Regions from separate parts of the Homo sapiens genome. Here region 2 is linked to region 1. The links are chromatin contacts, found by Hi-C in ENCODE. All regions are on one chromosome and are shown on one strand. Each heading gives the region's core, a stretch centred on a gene start or an enhancer-like site at or near the end of the contact. The rest is flanking DNA. Distances are from core to core; before and after follow the strand shown. Region 1 has its middle 320 kb from the start of DHRSX. Region 2 has its middle 14 kb from the start of LINC00102.

What was found. Hi-C counts contacts between places; a loop is a spot of excess contacts on that map. Pooled maps may share reads with other maps.
Region 2: a map of OCI-LY7 shows a loop between it and region 1 (8-fold over the local background). The contact joins two enhancer-like sites. A Hi-C loop is called at or near these places in 1 of 168 maps with a recorded cell type or tissue (OCI-LY7), 7 of 37 single-sample maps with no recorded cell type and 5 of 50 pooled maps.

What each region holds. Positions count from the first base shown.
Region 1 is chrX:2,172,170-2,179,975 of GRCh38, forward strand. No RefSeq gene overlaps it. Among named protein-coding and RNA genes, the nearest start is that of DHRSX, 320 kb to the right of the region's middle. Within about 2 kb of position 2,647, at least 2 of the 41 ENCODE cell types and tissues checked have a DNase peak (open chromatin) inside an H3K27ac peak, as active enhancers do; they include OCI-LY7, where a contact is called at or near this core.
Region 2 is chrX:2,625,329-2,633,134 of GRCh38, forward strand. It overlaps the pseudogene CD99P1. Among named protein-coding and RNA genes, the nearest start is that of LINC00102, 14 kb to the left of the region's middle. Within about 2 kb of position 4,828, at least 11 of the 41 ENCODE cell types and tissues checked have a DNase peak (open chromatin) inside an H3K27ac peak, as active enhancers do; they include OCI-LY7, where a contact is called at or near this core.

The DNA of each region.
Region 1 (7,806 bases), core at 1,397-3,896:
ACAGAGTGTGATCCCATCCCTCAATAAAGAAAGAAAATAATGTTTTTATCAATAGTTAAATCTTTGCCTCCAAAAAGTTAAGCATTTTGGTGATTGTATTGGAAAAAGAAAATGCTGAGAAGTTCAACTTTGTTAATATACTAAGCACTGATTTAATGTTAATTATGGAAATGGCATCAGAAATGATTACTGTTTACAAAAACAAAATCAGGTGATGTATATAACCGTCCAATTAGGTGGGCTCTGTAAAGCCTGAAATATTTTCTATCTTGTTCTTTATACAAATATTTTGTGAGTTCATGACCTCCAGCATCTAAAATGGTCCAAAAGTTACCTTTTAAGTTAAACATAAAACCAAAAGTTTCATATTATACCCTCTGTACTCTGTTGAATGTTTAAAGACTAACAAGAAAACACCGGCCAGGCACAGTGGCTCATGCCTGTAATTCCAGCAATTTGAGAAGCCGAGGGAGCCGAGATTAATATGCTAAGCACTGATTTAATGTTTATAATTACAGAAATGGCACCAGGATTACTGTTTACAAAAAAAAAAAAACAGGTGATACGTGAGGTCTGTCAACCGTGGTTGTGTGTGACCGTGTGCCAATAACTCAGTTATTCCCATTTTCTCATCTGTAAAATGGGTAAAATTAAACTTTCCTCATAAAATGTTCACGGGTATCAAGTAAAATCATATGTGTAAGTATCTAGCAAAATTTAAGGCCAATAACAAGCCATTGATAAATGGCAGCTCTTTTTTAAAAAATTGATCTGAAAACAAATTTTTCTTTTTTTTTTGAGATGGAGTCTCACTCTATCGCCCAGGCTGGAGGGCAGTGGCGCGATCTCAGCTCACTGCAAGCTCTGCCTCCTGGGTTCACGCCATTCTCCTGCCTCAGCCTCCCAAGTAGCTGGGACTGCAGGCACCCGCCACCATGCCCAACTAATCTTTTGTATTTTTAGTAGAGACTGGGTTTCACGGTGTTAGCCAGGATGGTCTCGATCTCCTGACCTCGTGATCCGCCCACCTCAGCCTCCCAAAGTGCTGGGATTACAGGTGTGAGCCATTACGCCCGGCTAATCTTTTGTATTTTTGGTAGAGACTGGGTTTCACCACGTTAGGCAGGATGGTCTCAATCTCCTGACCTTGTCATTCACCCACGTGGGCCTCCCAAAGTGCTGGGATTACAGGCGTGAGCCACCGCGCCCAGCCCTGAAAACATAATTTTGTTTTCAAGTGTTGGGGCTCAGGTTTGTCCATCGTCACAAAAACGTTGTCCATAAAATGTAACAATACCACAACACCGGAAAAATGCTTCCACAAGTGGCTGAGGCAGTAATGAAAGTAATTACACCTGTCACTTCTTTTTCTTGTTGCTGTTATTGTTGTCTAAAGTTTAGCTTGCTTCATTCTTTCCCTTAAACTTTTATCTTAGGTTTGGGGGTACACGTGCAGGTTTGTTGTAGGTCAATTTGTGTCACCGCAGTTTGTTGTACAGATGATTCCATCACCCAGGTATTAAGCCCAGTACCAATAGTTATCTTTTCTGCCCCTCTCCCTCCTCCCACCCTCCACCCTCAAGTAGAGGTGTCTCTTGCTCCCTTCTTTGTGTTCATGAGTTCTCCTCATTTAGCTCCCACTTATTTATTTTTTTATTTTTTTGAGACGGAGTGTCACCCTGTCGCCCAGGCTGGAGTGCAATGGCGTGATCTTGGCTCACTGCAACGTCCGCCTCCCGGGTTCAAATGATTCTTCTGCCTCAGCCTCCCCAGTAGCTGGGATTACAGGTGCCTGCCACCACGCCCGGCTAATTTTTGTATTTTTAGTAGAGATAGGGTTTCACCATGTTGGCCAAGCTGCTCTCAAACTCCTGACCTCGTGATCCACCTGCCTCGGCCTCCCAAAATGCTGGGATTACAGGCCTGAGTGACCGCGCCCGGCCTAGCTCCCACTTATAAGTGACAAAGTGCAGTATTTGATTTTCTGTTACTGCATTAGTTTGCTAAGGGTGATGGCCTCGAGCTCCATCCATATTCCTGTAAAAGACATGATCTCATTCCTTTTTCACAGTTGCATACTATTCCATGCATGCCTGTAATTCCCAAGCATGTAGAAATATTACAACACGATCCAGCGGCATAAAATGTGGTTTGAACCCACCCCCATCCTTTGGTTTTTCTCTTTCCTCCCTTCCCTTAACCTCCTACTTTTAGTTTTTAGCGTGCCTCCTTCTGTTTCTTTTTTATTTTTTTTTTATTGAGACAGAGTCTTGCTCTGTCGCCCAGGCTGCAGTGCAGTGGTGCAATCTCGGCTCACTGCAAGCTCCGCCTCCCGGGTTCACACCATTCTCCTGCCTCAGCCTCTCCGAGTAGCTGGGACCACAGGTGCCCCCAACCGCGCCGGGTTTTTTTTTTTTGTTTTTTTTTTTTTTGTATTTTTAGTAGAGACGGGGTTTCACCGTGGTCTCGATCTCCTGACCTCGTGATCCGCCCGCCTCGGCCTCCCAAAGTGCTGGGATTACAAGCGTGAGCCACCGCGCCCGGCCTGTTTCTTGTATGCTAAGGTTTGCATTACAGCTGGGAAAGTGGAGAAGAGACAATGTTTCTCCTCCAACCGAGTAAACAAAATTACGGGGATTAGAATGTGCCTGCTAAGAGCTCAGTAAACGTCATCTAGTGGTTACTAAGTGACCAAACAGGAAGCTGGGTGTTCATGCAGTCATGCCTGGATTCACTCACACTGCAGCCGCTGGTAGGGACAGACACAGCAGGGTTGGGACAGATTTGGTGGAAGAAATCATAAGCTAAAGAGAAACCCTGGCGTGCAAAACAATCCTTCCTGGCCGGGTGCGGTGGCTCACGCCTGTAATCCCAGCACTTTGGGAGGCCGAGGCGGGCGGATCACAAGGTCAGGAGTTCAAGACCAGCCTGCCCAATATGGTAAAACCCCGTCTCTACTAAAAAAAAAAAAAAAAAAAAAAAATCGCCAGGCGTGGTGGCGGATGCCTGTCGTCCCAGCTACTCGGGAGGCTGAGGCAGGAGAATCGCTTGAACCCGGGAAGCGGAGGTTGTAGTGAGCTGAGATCGGCCCACTGCACTCCAGCCTGGGAGACAGAGCAAGACTCTGTCGGAAAAAAAAAACAAAAACAAAAACAAAAAAACCATTCCTTCCTGGTAGCAGGCCTCATTCATCAGCAGCCCATAAAGGACTCTACTGACTTTTTGTCCTAGGTTAACTACAACCTGTGTCCCAGAAACTGCAGAGAGGCTCCCTTCAGGGTTCCCACGCTCATCCACATACACATACACTCACGCATGCACACGGCTATTCACACTCGTGCATACACATATACATATACATTGCAGGTGTGCACAGGTTTTCACACGCATCTGCACACGCACGCATGCAGCTAAAAGCATATGTGCATTTTACACACGCACACATGCATTCACGCACACATGAGGCATTTGCACACGTGCACGGGTGCACTCTGTGGTCTCTGCCCTTCCTCTCGGCACTGCTTCTCCTTCATGGATCCCTTCCTTTTGTGATTTCAAGAAAGCCTCTTTGGAGAAGGTCTTCCACTCCAACACCAACCTGTCAACCAAAATCCTGCCCCGTGTCGGCAGCACGGCCTTTGTAGATTGCATGCTGGGTCCAAATCACATTCTATGTTGTTTTCAGCAGTGCTCCCCTCGATGTGTGCCACAGCCCTCATCAAGAGGAGTCCAGAGCTGTCGTCATCAGCGCTACGATGCTGATCCTGTCTTTGTCCTCTATTCTCCTCTTTGCATACACAGCCAGCTCATCTACCGAAATGAGAACTCTTGTGTGTCAGGGTCTAAGTGTTTCTCCTCTTTGCAGCCCTGCTTCCACTGAAACCCAGGCATACACATGCATGTACAGATACACTCACACCTGCATGTACACACGTGCGTATACATGCATTGCACACATCGATTCACACATAGGTATGTACACCCATGCACATACACACTGCATATATGTGCAGATTTTCACACATACATGAGGCATCTGCACACGTGCACAGGTGCACTCAGTTTTTCACACTCATGCACACGCAGGCACACATGCATGCACACATATGCACATACATCAATAAATGCATAGCCCACACACATATTTACACATGCACGAAGCATTCTCATACCCATGAATACACGTTCATACATGCACACACAAGCATCCACTCAAGTACACATATTCACACATGCATGTACACACATGCACAGAAACACACATACATGATACACATGCAACCCTTTCACAGTGCATGCACGGTGCACACACACATGCACACATTCACACATGCATGTGTGCATTGAACACGCATTTGCGCATGCACAAGGCATTCACACAATCGTGCATACACATTCACACCTTCATGCACACAAATTCACATATGCATTTGCAGGCATGCAGTGATGTGTGCACACGTGCATTCAGATGCGTGAATTCATGCAAACACACACAAACAACACGCACACATATGGATGCATACACACACATGCATGCATACTGAGACACCCTGAGGCACAGTGAGATGTCTGTAACATAATACAAATTGGGTGGTTACATTTGGCCTCTTGAAATTCAACAAAACCACAATACAATCCAGCATCTTTGGTCCAAAGCAGCTCCTGCCTCCTGACTTCTGCTCCAGTGGTGCGTCTGTTTTCCTAGAGTGTCGTCTGGGGCAACAACGCTTCTTTGAACTTTGCAAAAAGGCTTGGGATGTGTTGACCCAAGTCCAGCTCTGTGATCTCAAATAACTTAGCCAGTCTCTTTTGTTGCTTCTGTCTCACTAAAGAGAATAGGTTCCACTAGAATTTGACCATGGCAACCACAGTCTTTTTTGTTTGTTTGTGTTTGAGACAGAGTCTTGCTCTGTCACCCAGACTGCAATGCAGTGGCAAGATCTCGGCTCACTGCAACCTCCGCCTCCTGGGTTCAAGCGATTCTCCTGTCTCAGCCTCCGGAGTAGCTGGGATTACAGGCACGCACCAACACGCTCAACTAATTTGTGTGTTTTTAGTAGAGACAGGGTTTCACCAACTTGGTCAGGCTGGTCTCGAACTCCTGACCTCACGTGAGCCACCTGCCTCTGCCTCCCAAAGTGCTGGGATGACAGGCGTGAGCCACCGCGCCTGGCTGGCAACCACAATCTTGAGCAGTTGCTCTGATTTTATTCTCATAACTTAGGGGTATTTGTTGTTACCCCAGCACAGAATGGAAAACTGGTGCATGGGGTGGTTTAATAACCTGTGCAGGGTCAGGCAGGTGGAAAATAGCAGGTATGATTCAACCTTGTTTCTCTCTCTAGGTGGTCCTGTCGACCGTCGCTTGACCTGGCTGATTCCGAAGCTGCCTTCTGGCGCAGACATCCTACACTGCTGGATTCCTCCTCCATCTTTTGCTCCTCAGTTATCCGATGTGGAGGGAATCCCTCCCTCTCAAGTCATTGCCACCTTCTGTCCACGTTACCAAATGAGGTCACTGGTCCTCATCTGTGGGTTCCTTCATGCAGCGTTGCACGCCTCCACAAGCACGTTGCCGTTTCGAGAACTCTGGCTAGTGATGTCACATCGTTGATGAGAGGCCACGTGGTCCTTCAGGTGGAAGCTGTGAATGAACATCCTCCCAGCCTGGATGTGGAGAAACAGGAACGCTTTTACACTGTTGGTGGGAGTGTTAACTAGTTCAACCATTGTGGAAGACAGTGTGGCGATTCCTCAAGGACGTTGAACCAGAAAGACCATTTGACCCAGCCATCCCATTACTGGGTATATACCCAAAGGATTATAAATCATGCTGCTATAAAGACACATGCACACGTATGTTTATTGTGGCACTGTTCACAATAGCAAAGACTTTGGAACCAACCCAAATGCCCATCAATGGTAGACTGGATAAAGAAAATGTGGCACATACACAGCATGGAATTCTATGCAGCCATAAAAAAGGATGAGTTCATGTCCTTTGCAGGGACATGGATGAAGGTGGAAACCATCCTTCTCCAGAAACCAACACAGGAAGAGAAAACCAAACACTGCATGTTCTCACTTATAAGTGGGAGTTGAACAATGAGAACACATGGACACAGGGAGGGGAACATCACACACTAGGGCCTGCCGGGGAGGTGGGAGGCTAGGGGAGGGAGAGCATTAGGACAAATACCTAATGTAGATGATGGGTTGATGGGTGCAGCAAACCACCATGGCACGTGCATACCTACGTAACAAACCTGCACGTTCTGCACACGTACCCCAGAACTTAAAGTAGAATTAAAAGAAAAAAAAAAGAAAACAAGAAAAGAAAATCATCCCAACCTGATACGGTATCAGGTTGCGCTGGTCATTTTATCATGTATCTCACTGGGATCTGAACTCATGCCAAGCTGGCTACAAGCCCCTCTGTGTGTAAGACACTCCCTGCAGCTTCAGGGAGGTCAGAAGCTACACACACACACACACACACACACACACACACACACACACACACACATCCTGTATAGCTCCATCATCAAATGCCTGGAGGCTCCAGAAATGCGTGATGCCCCCAGGGTGGTCGAAAGACTCAGCCACGGGGCTCCAATTTCTGTTCCCTCCCCTAAGCAACCAACTTCCCTTTTTTTTTTTTTTGAGATGGAGTCTCTCTCTGTCACCAGGCTGGAGTGCAGCGGCACGATCTCAGCTCACTGCAACCTTCGTCTTCTGGGTTCAAGCGATTCTCCTGCCTCAGCCTCCTGAGTAGCTAGGACTACAGGCACCTGCCACCCCGCCTGGCTAATTTTTGTATTTTTAGTAGAAACAGGGTTTCACCATGTTGGCCAGGATGGTCTCGATCTCCTTGAAGGAAGAGAGAGACCCTCTCATATTGTTTTATATACTCAGCACCTGTTTTAAGAAGAAACAACAAGGAAGTAAAACCAAAGACAGGCAGCCCGGCGCCAGGCCTGAAACCAGGCCTGGGGCTGCCGGCCCTAAACCCAGTAGTTAAAAATCAACTCATAACTTAGAAACCGATGTTATTCATAGATTCCAGACATCGTATAGAAGAACACTGTGAAACTCCCTGCCCGTTCTGTTTCTCTCTGACCACAGGTGCATGCAGCCCCTGTCACGTACCCCTTGCCTGCTCAAATCAATCATGACCCTTTCATGTAAAATCTTTAGTGTTGTGAGCCCTTAAAAGGGACAGAAATTGTGCATTCGGAGAGCTCAGATTTTAAGGCAGTAGCTTGCCAATGCTCCCAGCTGAATAAAGCCCTTCCTTCTGCAACTCGGTGTCTGAGAGGTTTTGTCTGCAGCTCGTCCTGCTACATCCTGACCTTGTGATCCACTCGCCTCGGCCTCCCAAAGTGCTGGGATTACAGGCGTAAGCCACCGCGCCCGGCCCTTCCCTCCTTTTTATCTGGTCTCTCTACTCTCAGCCGCACCCCAACAGTTTGCCTTTCCTTCCTCACTGTTCATGCCTCGTGTTACCCTCAATTCCCAGATGCTTAGATGCCCTGTCCAAACTGGGCAATGTCAGTCCGCTGCTCCAGCACCTCCGCCTCCTCCGGCTCCTGGAATGAAATTCAGCCCAAGGCCCTGACATGCAGGGGTGACTCTTGGATTCGGCCACAGTGCCCTCCCTCGCTCCTGGAATCGCTACGTCAGTTCTTGCCTCGGGGTCTTTGTGTGTGCTGTTCCCTCTGATTGGAATACTCTCCTCTCACTACCCCCATATCCGTGTGGCCCTCACCTTCTCATCAAGAGGGTCTTTGGCTTCAGGGTCAACCC
Region 2 (7,806 bases), core at 3,578-6,077, 460 kb after region 1:
TTCGATGTACCTCTTTCCCTGATGATTTCTTTTAATGCATTTCTAGTTTTTTCTTTTTTTTCATTTTTCTGGATATATTTTTATGCCCACTATCTTTCTGTTTATTTTTGTTACATAGAAAGGATTTAATATATTTTTCCTTACTATATCCTGAACTATGATCCCTTATTAAATTTCTATTTTTTCTCATTTCTTATCTTTCTAAGAAGACAATCATATTATTTGCACATGATTTTTAAATATTTTTCAATTTTCTATCTTTATATGTTCTCTTTACATTTTATTTGTATTTTTGTTGTATTACCTTTGATAGTAAACCCAGGACAGGTTTAAATATGAGTGAAGAGAGCAGATATTTTAAATTCCTGACTTTAAAGCAAAAACCCAAAGATACTCACCTTTAAATAAAATAAATTGCCTTTTTAAAAAATGTAGTCATTTCAGGAAGGGTCATTCTATTCTGGTATACATTTTTCCCCAAATATATAATATTATTGGTTTTCATACCATGAGGTTTCTTATTTCTTTATATATATATATTTGGATAATCATCTGGTTTTTATTGATTACTCATTAAAACCACGTAAGTTATTGATTACTCATTGAAACCATGTAAGTATATTCTTACATGGTTTTGGAAAAATGTCGGATTTGATGTAGCCCCTCATGTTTCTTTTATTTAAGCCTCCTTATTATCCCCTTTCAGTGTAAAAATTTCTCCAGCCTTAGTCAGGATTTGAAAAGCTTAAAACTAGAAGGCAACCTCTGAAACCACGGTGAATTTTCACGTCAGTTTGTCCAGTACGTCTGGGTTGATAGAGCCACCTTTTAGACACCCTCTAGCCCAAATCTGATCATAGTCATGTGTCCCCACCTCTTAGGGCCTCCGTGGCGGAAGGTGTTGGTTACCTGAAGGGAGATGGTGATGGGATGGGAAATCAACAGGAGGGAATCCTGTGTTGGCAGAGTTAGAGTTCCAACTTCGTCCAGCCAGCACAGTTCATTTATAAATTACTTTGTTTCTCTCTCTCTCTCTCCCTCTCTTTCCACCCCTGACTCTTGCTCTCATCTTTTACTCTTTGTGTCTGAGAGAAGAGTGATGTGAAAATGATCAGGAATTCACTTTTTCTTATGAGGTCCTGGTCACAGTGATACTTAGAAAACACTTAAGAACTTAGGCCTGTGGTGTTTTCTCCATCTGCTTCCAGGTCATTTCTTCCTCATTTCTCTCAGAACTTTGGTGTTAACAGCCTGTTTCCCTTCTTTAGGGGATGACTTTGATTTCACAGATGTTTCTTCATGGTGAACGAAACAGTGAGTAACTCTTTAAAGTCTCCTCTGTTGCCGAATTGCTTATAGTTTGTTTGTGTTTTTGGAGTGCTGTAGGAAGAGCAGTGATGAAGGTTTGAGGCTTCTAGATGCTTCCATATTAGTTGCCTGGGGCTCAGGCAGGGGCACACATGTGGACCCCTGGGGGGACATGACAGTTGAGCTAACAGCTGAGGAATGAGGATGACTTATATCCCAAGGAGTGGGTCAAAGGGTGTTTTGTGTAGCAAGTGTGGCATGTGCAAAGGGCCTGTGGTCAGTGGAACTGAGGGTGCCTGTGGGGCTCAGTGAGGGGGAAAAGAGGAAGTCAGGCATGGCATGGGATGGAGGGGAACAGAGTGAGGCTACAGTCAGTGCCCAGTCTTGAAAATGTCCCTTCGAGTGTCCCTAGGGGCCATCCTTGTTTTCAGTGCTTATTACCCCTGCTCCCCTCTGCTTGCTCCCAGAGAGCTGTCTCCTGCCTCCCAGCTCTGCGTCTCAGATCCTGGCTCTGATCCCACGCTGCTGTTGCTTACACTCATGTACCCATTGCTAATGTCATCATTCCCTTCGGCAGCTAAGTGCAAAGTTAATTTCCCATTTGAAAAGCAGTCTGTACTAATAACAATCAACTGGGAGACCCAAAAGAGTGCAGTTAAAGAGAAAAAAAAAAATCAAACTTTCCCTCAAAAGAAACCAGTGATACCATTTGGGTCCACCTCCCTGAGGTTTGAAAGCCTCTCCGTTAGTGTTAGTTGCTTTTAGGCCTCTTCTTGCTGCATTAGCAAGGTGTATCTTTCTCTTTATATGCAGACAGTGCCCTCTTCTGGTGGGAGGCTCTCAGTGTCTGTCTACAAATCCATGACCCAAGAGGTAGAGGGGTCCCAACGGTCCCACTTAACTTCTGCCAAAGTGGTGCCCTTGGGAATCCCCAACTTCCTGTGCCCACCTGTTCTAGCTACTTGGTTCACTTTGACCCAGCTCTTCAGGGGTGATACCCTCCCTCATCAGGCTCCCAGATCCCATCAGGTGTTGAAACCCCATGTGATAGGTGAAATACTGGTCCCCAGAGATGCCCACATCCTAACCCCTTGATCATGTAAATGTGTGACCTTATGCAACACATGGGACTTTGCAAATGGGATTACATTAAGGATCTTGACATGGGACGATTATTTAGGATGAGCTGTGTAATTACAGTGGAATCACAGGTTCCTTAGAGAGGCCTGCATCAGAGGATGAAGGAGTTGTTCACATGTGGAAAGAGACAGAAATAAAAGTGGAGAGGACCATTGAAAAAAAAAGTCATTGAAAGACTTTGGCACCCAGGTTGCCATGGCTGCCCCCAGCCCTTCAAATTCTCCTAAAGCCCCAAATGATCTTTCCCTGGAAGATGCACCAGCCCATTGGATAGCTTAGATGCAGCTGTTGGAGGGTGGATCTAGCCTGTGAGGACCCAGTAACCTGGACCCAATACATGACAACAAGGATTGAATGAGTGGTCGTTTACTGCTGAGTAATTGCTGGTTTTCCTGGCTACCTGGGCCCTGGGTCACATGGATGAGAGGGCTGGAAAAAATGATTATCAGCACAGAGTCCCAGAATCTCTGTGACTTCTGGTCACAGATATTTTGAGTGTATGTATAGAAAAAAGCAGTTGTTCCTACACATTCAGTGTCAGAAGTGAAGGATGAGAGGGGAGAGGGGTGTGCATGTCAAAGGAAAAAACAGCTTTTCCCCCCTGTACGTGAGGTCACAGCAAATTTGCAAGATTCAGTGCATGGTGAGAGAAGCAGGCAGCCGCTGACATCCAGGGGCTGGCCTGGCTCCCGCTACCTGGCTTGGGGTTTCCTGTTGGACCTAAGAAATGTCACAGACAGGACATTTTTAAAGTCAATAAGAAATGTCAGACAAGAGCACTGTGATGAAGTCAAGAGACCGTGGGTTGTGCTTTGGCTGGTTCTTGATTTATTTCTGCTCAAGGCAATCAGTATGCCAAGGTGGCATATTTCAGAGTGTCACGTAATGATCTACATTCTTATTCAGGGTGGGGTGTCCTGTACCCCATCAACTGGAAGGTTGTAGCACTTCCTGCTTTCTAGACATGGTAAATGAACTCCCTGGGTCACTGGGAAAGTTGTAGCACTTCCTGCTTCCTGGAGATGGTAAATAAACTTTCTGTGTCACATGGGAGGTTGTAGCACTTCCTGCTGCCCAGAGATGGTCAATGAACTTCCTGAGTCACTGGGAAGGTTGTAGTACTTCCTGCTTCCTGGAGATGGTAAATAAACGTCCTGGGTCACTGAGGAGGTTGTAGCACTTCCTGCTTTCCTAGAGATGGTCAGTGAACATCCTGGGTCACTGGGGAGGTTGTAGCACTTCCTGCTTCCTAGAGATGGTCAATGAACTTCCTGGAGATGTTAAATAAACTTCCTGGGTCACTAGCGAAGTTTGTAGCACTTCCTGTTTCCTGGGGATGGTAAGAGAACTTCCTGGGTCACTGGGGAGGTTGTAGCACTTCCTGCTTCCTAGACATGATAAATGAACTTCCTGGGTCATTGGAAGGTTGCAGCACTTTCTAGTTTAGAGGGACATTATAACACTTCCTGGTTTATCTGGAGATTGTAATGCTTTCTGATTCATAGGGACATTGTAAAACTTTCTGGCTCACATTGTTACATTTCCTGGTTCAAATGGATAATAGTAGCACTTCCTGGTTCACAGGGACATTGTGACACTTCCTGGTTCTTATGGGTAATTGTAGCATTTCCTGGTTCACAGGGACATTGCAACGCTTTTTGGTTCATACACATAATTGTTAGCACTTCCTGATTCCCAGGGACATTGCAACACTTCCTGGTTCATAGGGATAATTGTAGCACTTCCTGTTTCATAGGGACATTGTAATACTTTCTGGTTCATACGAATAACTCTAGTACTTCCTGGTTCATATAGATAATAGTAGCAATTCCTGGTTCACATGGACATTGCAACACTTCCTGTTTCACAGAGACATTGCAACACTTCCTGGTTCATTCTGATAATTGTATAACTTCCTGGTTTGCAGGGACATTGTAACACTTTCTGGTTCATATGGATAATAGCACTTCCTGGTTCATAGGGACATAGTAACATTTCCGGGTTCATACATACGGATAATTGTAGCACTTCCTGGTTCATACGGATAATTGTAGCACTTCCTGGTTTGCAGGGACATTGCAATACTTCCTGGTTCATATGGATAATTGTAGCACTTCTTAGTTTTTAGGATCATTGTGACACTTCCTGGTTCATAGTGACACTGCCACACTTTCTGGTTCATATGGATAATTGTAGAACTTCCTGGTTCATAAAGACATTTGGAACCGTCTGGTTCATAGGGATAATTGTAGCACTTCCTGGTTCATAGGGACATTGCCACACTTCCTGGTTCATCTGGATAATTGTAGCACTTCCTGGTTCATAGGGAAATTGTGACACTTTCTGGTTCATAGTGACATTGCCACACTTCCTGGTCCATGTGGATAATAGTAGCACTTCCTGGTTCGTAGGGACCTTACCACACTTCCTGGTTCATCCAGATAATTGTAGCACTTCCTGGTTCATAGGGATATTGCCACACTTTCTGGTTCATATGGATAATTGTAGCACTTCCTGGTTCATATGGATAATAGTAGCACTTCCTGGTTCACAGGTACATTACAACACTTCCTGGTTCATTCAGATAATTGTAAAACTTCCTAGTTTGCAGGGACATTGTAACACTTTCTGGTTCATATGGATAATTGTAGCACTTCCTGGTTCATAGGGAAATTGTGACACTTTCTGGTTTATAGTGACATTGCCACACTTCCCGGTCCGTGTGGATAATAGCACTTCCTGGTTCGTAGGGACATTGCCACACTTCCTGGTTCATCCAGATAATTGTAGCACTTCCTGGTTCATCGGTAAATTGTGACACTTTCTGGTTCATAGTGATATTGCCACACTTCCTGGTTCATAGTGACATTGCCACACTTCCTGGTCCATGTGGATAATAGTAGCACTTCCTGGTTCATAGGGACATTGCCACACTTCCTGGTTCATCCAGATAATTGTAGCACTTCCTGGTTCATAGGGATAGTGCCACACTTCCTGGTTCATAAGGATAATAGTAGCACTTCCTGGTTCACAGGTACATTACAACACTTCCTGGTTCATTCAGATAATTGTAGAACTTCCTAGTTTGCAGGGACATTGTAACACTTTCTGGTTCATATGGATAATTGTAGCACTTCCTGGTTCATAGGGAAATTGTGACACTTTCTGGTTCATAGTGACATTGCCACACTTCCTGGTCCGTGTGGATAATAGCACTTCCTGGTTCATAGGGACATTGCCACACTTCCTGGTTCATCCAGATAATTGTAGCACTTCCTGGTTCATAGGGATATTGCCACACTTTCTGGGTCATATGGATAATTGTAGCACTTCCTGGTTCATATGGAAAATAGCACTTCCTGGTTCACAGGGACATTACAACACTTCCTGGTTCATTCAGATAATTGTAGAACTTCCTAATTTGCAGGGACATTGTAACACTTTCTGGTTCATGTGGAGAATTGTAGCACTTCCTGGTTCATAGGGAAATTGTGACACTTTCTGGTTCATAGTGACATTGCCACACTTCCCGGTCCATGTGGATAATAGTAGCACTTCCTGGTTCATAGGGACATTGCCACACTTCCTGGTTCATCCAGATAATTGTAGCACTTCCTGGTTCATAGGGATATTGCCACGCTTTCTGGTTCATATCGATAATTGTAGCACTTCCTGGTTCATATGGATAATAGTAGCACTTCCTGGTTCACAGGTACATTACAACACTTCCTGGTTCATTCAGATAATTGTAGAACTTCCTAGTTTGCAGGGACATTGTAACACTTTCTGGTTCATATGGATAATTGTAGCACTTCCTGGTTCATAGGGAAATTTTGACACTTTCTGGTTCATAGTGACATTGCCACACTTCCCGGTCCGTGTGGATAATAGTAGCACTTCCTGGTTCATAGGGACATTGCCACACTTCCTGGTTCATCCAGATAATTGTAGCACTTCCTGGTTCATAGGGATATTGCCACACTTTCTGGTTCATATGGATAATTGTAGCACTTCCTGGTTCACAGGGACATTACACACTTCCTGGTTCATTCAAATAATTGTAGAACTTCCTAGTTTGCAGGGACATTGTAACACTTTCTGGTTCATATGGAGAATTGTAGCACTTCCTGGTTCATAGGGACATTGTAACACTTCCTGGTTCATAGGGACATTGTAACATTTCCAGGTTCATATGGATAATTGTAGCACTTCTTAGTTTTTAGGATCATTGTGACACTTCCTGGTTCATCTGGATTATTGTAGCACTTCCCGGTTTATAGGGAAATTGTGACACTTTCTGGTTCATAGTGACATTGCCACACTTCCTGATTGATATGGATAATAGCACTTCCTGGTTCATAGGGACATTGCCACACTTGCTGGTTCATCCAGATAATTGTAGCACTTCCTGGTTCATATGGATAATAGCACTTCCTGGTTCACAGGGACATTGTAACACTTCCTCTTTCATTCCGATAATTGTAGAACTTCCTAATTTGCAGGGACATTGTAACACTTTCTGGTTCATACGGATAATTGTAGCACTTCCTGGTTCATAGGGACATTGTAACATTTCCAGGTTCATACAGATAATTGTAGCACTTCCTGGTTCATAGGGACATTGTGACACTTCCTGGTTCATATGGATAATTGTAGCACTTCCTGGTTTGCAGGGACATTGCAATACTTCCTGGTTCATAGGGATAATTGTAGCACTTCTTAGTTTGAGGGACATTGTGACACTTCCTGGTTCATAGTGACACTGCAACACTTTTTGGTTCATATGGAAAATTGTAGTATTTCCTGGTTCATAACGACATTTGGAACCGTCTAGTTCATAGGGATAATTGTAGCACTTCCTGGTTCGTAGGGACATTGCCACACTTCCTGGTTCATCTGGATAATTGTAGCACTTCCTGGTTCATAAGGATAGTTGCAACACTCCCTGGGTCATCACCCCCATCCTGCCATCTGCTCCAGCCCTATGCAGCCACTCAGAAATCTACTTCCTATCCCATGGATTTGCCTATCAGGGGCATTTCAAACGGCCTCCCATGTGGTTTTGTGCCTGGCTTCTTTCACTCAGCATAATATTTTCGAGGTCCATCGATTTTGTACCATGCATCAGAATTTCATTCCTTTTGATGGCAGAATGACATTCCATTGTATGGGTAGACCACATTTTGTTTATCCATACACTTGTTGTTGGGCATTGGGTTATTTCCACTGTGTAACTACCATGAATAATGCTTAGCACTTAGCATACGGTTAAGACTTCTATGTACATACTTGTCTGAGTAACTGTCTTCAATTTTTTGGGTAAATACCCAGGAGGGGAATGGCTGGGTCATATGATAA